Linked DNA regions of Homo sapiens: region 2 is linked to region 1. The links are chromatin contacts, found by Hi-C or POLR2A ChIA-PET in ENCODE. All regions are on one chromosome and are shown on one strand. Each heading gives the region's core, a stretch centred on a gene start or an enhancer-like site at or near the end of the contact. The rest is flanking DNA. Distances are from core to core; before and after follow the strand shown. Region 1 has its middle 160 kb from the start of TNFSF18. Region 2 has its middle 120 kb from the start of TNFSF18.

The links. A loop is a pair of places that touch in the nucleus more often than their neighbours do. ChIA-PET counts read pairs that join two places held with the same protein, here RNA polymerase II (POLR2A). Pooled maps may share reads with other maps.
Region 2: a map of PC-9 shows a loop between it and region 1 (6-fold over the local background). The contact joins two enhancer-like sites. A Hi-C loop is called at or near these places in 7 of 168 maps with a recorded cell type or tissue (PC-3, PC-9, Right ventricle myocardium inferior and 4 more) and 8 of 50 pooled maps. POLR2A ChIA-PET finds 5 or more read pairs at or near these places in 11 of 52 experiments (AG04449, AG04450, BJ and 8 more).

What each region holds. Positions count from the first base shown.
Region 1 is chr1:172,893,480-172,896,644 of GRCh38, forward strand. No RefSeq gene overlaps it. Among named protein-coding and RNA genes, the nearest start is that of TNFSF18, 160 kb to the right of the region's middle. Within about 2 kb of position 1,877, at least 7 of the 41 ENCODE cell types and tissues checked have a DNase peak (open chromatin) inside an H3K27ac peak, as active enhancers do; they include endothelial cell of umbilical vein, where a contact is called at or near this core.
Region 2 is chr1:172,932,140-172,935,540 of GRCh38, forward strand. No RefSeq gene overlaps it. Among named protein-coding and RNA genes, the nearest start is that of TNFSF18, 120 kb to the right of the region's middle. Within about 2 kb of position 1,897, at least 23 of the 41 ENCODE cell types and tissues checked have a DNase peak (open chromatin) inside an H3K27ac peak, as active enhancers do; they include endothelial cell of umbilical vein, where a contact is called at or near this core.

The DNA.
Region 1 (3,165 bases), core at 627-3,126:
GAATAGTTGCCTGCATATTTAAAGGACAATGAGGTTTCTGGAACCATGGAGATGGGCCTGGGCAGGAATAGTCTTTTTCCTGAAACGACATGAGCTTTGCCAACAAAAACACAGAACTCTGGTAGCTTAGCCTTATTCTTGCACCAAGGAGAGTAAGGCTGGTCTTTGGCTCTTTGCCTGCTGGTGTTTGGCTCCTTGCCTGTTGATGTATCCTTATCCTAATTAGACCTTCTTTATGCTACAAGGCAGAATCCCAGAGAGGAGGCTGTGCATGAGGTGGGGTTGGGGCTGAGTGGGGGGAAGGTGTCTTTAGTAGACTCCTGTGAAAATATCTTTAAAAGTCTAGAGAACAAGGAGAGTAAAGCTGACTAACATTCAAAAGGACCTCCTAGCATTCCAAGTAAACAGAAACATCCAGATTTCAGTAAAGATTAAGACGAGACTTTCTGATAAGATTTGATACGTCGAGATCACCTTTGTGGCCAGATAACAATAAAACTCTTTTCCTGCAGTAAACTAACTACCTAGGCTACACAAATAATGTGAGAAATAGTTTCCAAAAATAAATAAAAATACTAAAATATAAATTAACATTTACAAAGAACTGCAACCAAATGACCATTAAACAAATACTTTCTGAAGAAAAGATGTAAAATGAATCAAAACATAAAAATTATAAAACAGTCTTATGATCTTATGATATACATAAATTACCTTTATGTTTAAAAAATCAGTAACTGGAAAGTTGTTATTTTCTGCCAATTTGTGATTTTAACCAATTTGTTTTGGTTTGTAAAGAAAGGGGTGGAAGAATACATAGCAAACGGATAATACTGTCCACTTCAGGGAAAGGATCAGCAAGGGACACAATGTTTTATTCGCTTGTATTGGTTTTCAGCCAATTTATGATTTTAACCAATTTGAGCAATTCAGTTGGATGGAGAAATTTTAGCTGTAAAATCAATACGAGAAAGTTGTTCATTTTCCCCAATGCTGATACAAGATCAAAAGACTTTCACATGCATGATTTCCAAAATGACTCAGTGAAATATAGAAATAAGACCTTAGAGCTGATGATTGACTGGTAGAAGGGGGTTTTCATTCTCTTATCTGGTGTAGCATGCCTTTGGATGTCCCTGTGTTTTAGGGCAGTATAAACAGTATTAATACATGATGACTTGGCTGTTGAACAAAAAGGGCCTGAGATATGGGCAATTGTGTGGTGAGAGGTATTCTTCAAAGACAAGCTCTTCAAGATGATTTCCTGCAGAGAATCCTATCAAGCCTGAATGAACAATGCAAGGGGTGACTGTCTTACAAGCTTCAGCGCAAAACATTTTGGTACCACAGTCTGTGGGTTGTTCACCTGCAGGACAGTAGCAAGGTAAGTCATAATAAAGCACTCTAGTGAAAAAAGAAGTGTCCACACAAGCTGAAGAGCAGATATGGGGTGTGTCAACAACACTGTCATATGATATGTGTTCCAAATTTCTTTGGTGGAAACACAGATGCAAAGATATTAACCGAAAGAGAGAGAAAAAGAGAGAGAGCGCGAGAGAGCGCGAAAGCCAGCTGAAACATTTTTATAGATCATTATGATATTAATTCCCCAGACTCAATACCACCAAAACTAGAAAAGGAAACCTGATCAAATTCTTTGCAAATTCTGAGTCATGAAAAACTTGTGAATAGTACTGTACATTTCAGATTACTAAATTAGAGCTCATCGGAGGATTTATATGACTGGTTACTGGTGAAAAGATCAGAGAATGTCCTTTCATCCATCAGTACTAACTGAAAAGGGAGTCGATTTTTTATAAGCAAAGGCAACAGGCTGAGCCATGTGTATTTCCTGAGGTGTTGCTTTGACATTTGAAAGTGAAACTCGACACTAGAAGCTTAGATGCGTCCGGTGAAAAACAATCTGTGAGCTGTGAAACTGCAAAACAATTCTGTGGATCATTCAGTAAAGTCATTTCTTCCTTTGGTTTCCTTTAACAATAGTACTATGATATTGACAAACTTGCTCTATTTGGGTGTTTTCTTTCTATTTTCTATTCTTTTGAGTGTTAATGAATTAAGGTGTCCATGAAATTAAACTTTTGGTGATAGAAATATAATTATTATAACTTTTATATTTACTAAAACTCTCTGCTTAATAAAATTTATGAAGGTAATGTATGTTTGGTGTAAGTCAAACAAATACAAGTGAATAAAATATTGTCTCCCTTGCTGATCCTTTCCCTGAAGTGGACAATATTATCAGTTTGCTATGTATCCTTCCACACTTATATTTATGTCTATAAAATGTATGTGGATTAATTTGCAAAAATGGCGAAGCATTCTTCTCATCCCTGTAGCATCTCCTTTTTGTAGTGCAGCTTTACTGCTCCTCCCACCAAGGAGTGGAGTCTATTTCTTCACCTTTTGAACTTGGGCTTGGCAGGGATGAATTCCTTTATATCACTGGGACATGACAAACAAAAATGATGACAAATGTGACATTGGGACAACAAATATGATGAAAACCACTTGCCTTGGGGCTTGTCATAATCACCATGGGAATTCTATTGTATCCATAGTTATGCATACAGCCCTCTAAATCATGAAACACAGTAATGTGTTTAAAAAGATTTCTGAAGTCATTGGTTTGAAGGAATAGATCTTGTAACAAGTGTTGTGGGATCTTGGGATATATATGCAATAAAATCTCTGAAATCTTTAGCTATTCACCTGTAAATATATGCTTTATTTTTAAGAGGACAAGAATTGTTATATGAGTCATGTAAGAATATATGATCCCTTTCCTTTAAAGGCTTTTGAATATAGCTGAAAAGATGAAGGTATTACAACACTCGCTTTTCATGTTTTTATACTCTATTCTCCATTTCAGCCAGTGCTCCATTCCCACAAATTTCCAAGTTTCCCATGCTTGCTTCGTCTTCTCATCTTGTAGGGACCATATAGGAGAGTGATGTGATAAATTAATTTACACTAACATGACAGGATTTTATTGGTTATTCTTTTGATGTGTATAATTGCCTTTTAAAAGAAACCTGGAGAGAGACTAACTAGAGCTTAATTGAAAGGCATGAAGTGATAATGATGGAATTTTAGGCCATAAATATCTGAATGTTGAAAGTTTACACCCAATTTCTTCCACCT
Region 2 (3,401 bases), core at 647-3,146, 39 kb after region 1:
CTCATGAACACGTTAGCCAATTGTTAACAAGGTCTACCATCATACTGAACTCATAGAATAAATAAATATATTTTGATCATTTAAAAGTGTCTAGGACTCAAGCTAAACTCTTTGTTCTTTCCGTGAACTGTGCTCTGTTTATTTGGCTCCCATGTAATAAAATTACGAACTCTGTGTACACGTTCATATTTTGGAAGATGAGAAAGAGAGCCACTCACTGTCTGTGGAAGGAGTAATGTTCAAATAGGAATGTGTATACTCCCAAGTGCTGATCAACTGAAAGAAAATCCAGGGACACAGAGGAGACAAAAGAGGTTAGTGGGAAACCCAGCAAAAGGAGACTCAATGGTCATAGCCCCTTCTGCCCTCTGCTGCTTATGCTGCCAATATTGCTACAGTTGTTTAGCCTAAAGGTGGCTTCTGTGTTTTGCCCCAACATCAGCTTCAGATCCTCTGCCTTTCTCCTAGAGGTTCTGTACTATCTGGTTGGCTTTGAGCTTCACAATAGAAGGCATAAACTGCTATCTCATGGATACCAGAGCAGGGGCTCTCAAGCTTTAGCATGTATTAGAATGACCTGAAAAACTTATTAAAACACAGATTGCTAGACTCCATCCCAGAGTTTTGTGAGGTGGGGCCTAAGAATCTGCATTTCTACATATTCCAAGGTGCTGATGTTGTCACAGGTCTGAGAACTATGCTTTGAAAATCACTGATCTACAGAAATGGAGTGACAGTGAGAAATGGGCAGTCATGATCAAAGTACACTCCTGCTTGCTATACTTGTACAATGCTTACTAAATATAAAACCAAGTTAACTTGAACATCAAAGGCATCTTAAATGGGGCACATGCCAAAAGGAGGAATTACAGCTGAAAAGTTGGAATATAGGGAAAGTCAATTCCACCTTCTGCTTGAAGATGGTATCAGGTCTAGGAACGTGGGGTTCTGGGATAATCCCATGGAATCAAATCTTATGTGATGTTCTGCTTCATTTTGATTGCAATCACTAGCTTTCTTTACCCTGAGGCTAGTTCTTCAGTTCCCAGTATGGCACACAGTGGGCTGAGTGGAAGGGACAAAGGTGAACTTCTCAGGGTTACTGTTGGTATTCATCACCAGCCTAAGAACAGAAAAACACAGCCAGGAAGAGAAACTCAGGTGAAACTGGACAGCCAGAGCAGAAGTGGCTCCTAGATAGTGGCTCTAGAAAGTAAGGTATTTTTAAATGTTTGGGGGGATTTATATATTAAAAAAATAGAATTTAAGAAGTCATTAATTAGGTTTTGGTCTTGATGTAGGTTGCTTAAGAAGAAAAAATCAGTTTCATTTAGAGGCCTGTTTTGGAGATTGGTTCTTACCTTGTTGGAATAGAGATAGCAGACTTGGGCCGGGCGTGGTGGCTCACCCCTGTAATCCCAGCACTTTGGGAGGCTGAGGCAGGCAGGTAGCTAGGTCAGGAGCTCGAGACCATCCAGGCCAACACGGTGAAACCCCGTCTCTACTAAAAAAAATACAAAAAAATTAGCTGGGTGTGGTGGCGGTCGCCTGTAGTCCCAGCTACTCTACTCAGGAGAATGGCGTGAACCCGGGAGGCGGAGCTTGCAGTCAGCCAATATCGCGCCACTGCATTCCAGCCTGGGCAACAGAGCGAGACTCTATCTCAAAAAAAAAAAAAAAAAAGAGAGAGAGATAGCAGTCTTGGCCTATGGACTGGATTCTTGTTTCGCTTGTGATATCACTTTTTCCAGTCACTGATTTGGAATATTTGCGTTTTTTAACTTCTCTTTGTCAGATCTCAGGCTGCCTGGGAGGTTGAGGGTAGGGGTAGAAGAGGGATTACAAAAACCTGGCAGCCTCCATGGACTCACACTATGGGTACACATTAGAAATACACCAGGGAATGGAAGATGAGTCACAGCCATGCTGAGTCATGCTGGCCAGATAACTATCAGAAGGATTTCCTGTTTGCCTGCGAGGGACACAGATGATAAATTATTTTTCCTCTTATTTAACCCATTTGTGTTAATAATAACGTCATAGATGGTGTATCCCTTGGTCCATTATCAGAACTCTCTTAGTTTAGTCTTCCAAATATAGAAGGAACAATGGGACACAGGGTCCTGAAGTGAGTCTGTGCCTTATTCGGTAAATTTGATGCAAGCATCTTTGCCTTTAAGTGCAGAGAATGTCAGTCTTCTCACACGGAATGGGGAAGGCTGCTTTGTGTACTTCCCCTGACACTACAGCATCCAGATGGCCAGTCATCTGGGAAGAGGAGAGCAGAGTTACAAAGGAGACAGAGTCAATGATAAGTTCAGAGGCCTAGGAAAGTTTATTTAACCATAATTGTCATCACTGAGTGAACAGGCAAAGAACCCGCATTAAGTCTTGCTCAATTTCTAGAAGCAGATTCCCAAACGTGGATGTGCCTATGCATCCATCTCCTGCGATGCTCGTGATCAAGGTAAATTCCTTGCTTCTATGCATAGTCCTGGAAGCTGATTTTTTAAAAGACTCCCTTCCTCAGTAATTTTGATCCACTTTGGAAAACATTGCCTTGGATGACATCCTCTTCTGGGCCTAGTCATTGAACATGTTGAAAATTGTAATGTCTGCAACATGGAAATGTACAGCTAAAATTTACACTAGAAATGACTTGTATGTATGGTAGAGGATAAAAGTGGGGATGAGAAGAAAAGAGAAGAGGAGCACATTAGGATCAACAATTTTAAGGTACTGAAGAATGTGAGCATTCTGTAAGCCACAAATTACCATGCTATGAAGCTTCAAATTGCACTTATGCCACTGGCCAACATATACATTCATCATTTGTCCTGCTCTATCATGGAAAGAATGGATAATTTACACTGCTCTTGATTTTTTAAATGAGATTCACATACCATAAAAATCACTATTTTAAAATGTACAGTTCAACAGTTTTCAGTATATTCACATAACTGCAGATATCACTATCTAATTCCAGAATATTTTCATCACTCTCAAAAGAAATCTATGCTTGAATAATCCATTTCCTATTCTCCCCTCCAACCTCTAGCAACCACTAATTTACTTCCTGTCTCCATGATTTGCCTATTACGAAAATGCTGTATAAATAGTATCATGGAAATGCTGTATAAATATGTGTGCTTTTGTGACTGGTTGCTTTCACTTAGCATAATGTTCTCAAGGATCATTCATGTTGCAACCTGTGTTAGTACTTCATTCCTTTTCTGAGAGTAAGTTATATTCCATTGTATAGATATACCACATTTTTATTTATCCATTAACCAGCTGATGGACACTTGAGTTGTTTCTACTTTTTGGCTATTCTGGGTAATGCTGCTATGAGTGTGTGCACATTTTTAGTGAATATATGATTTCATTTCTCTTGAGTATAT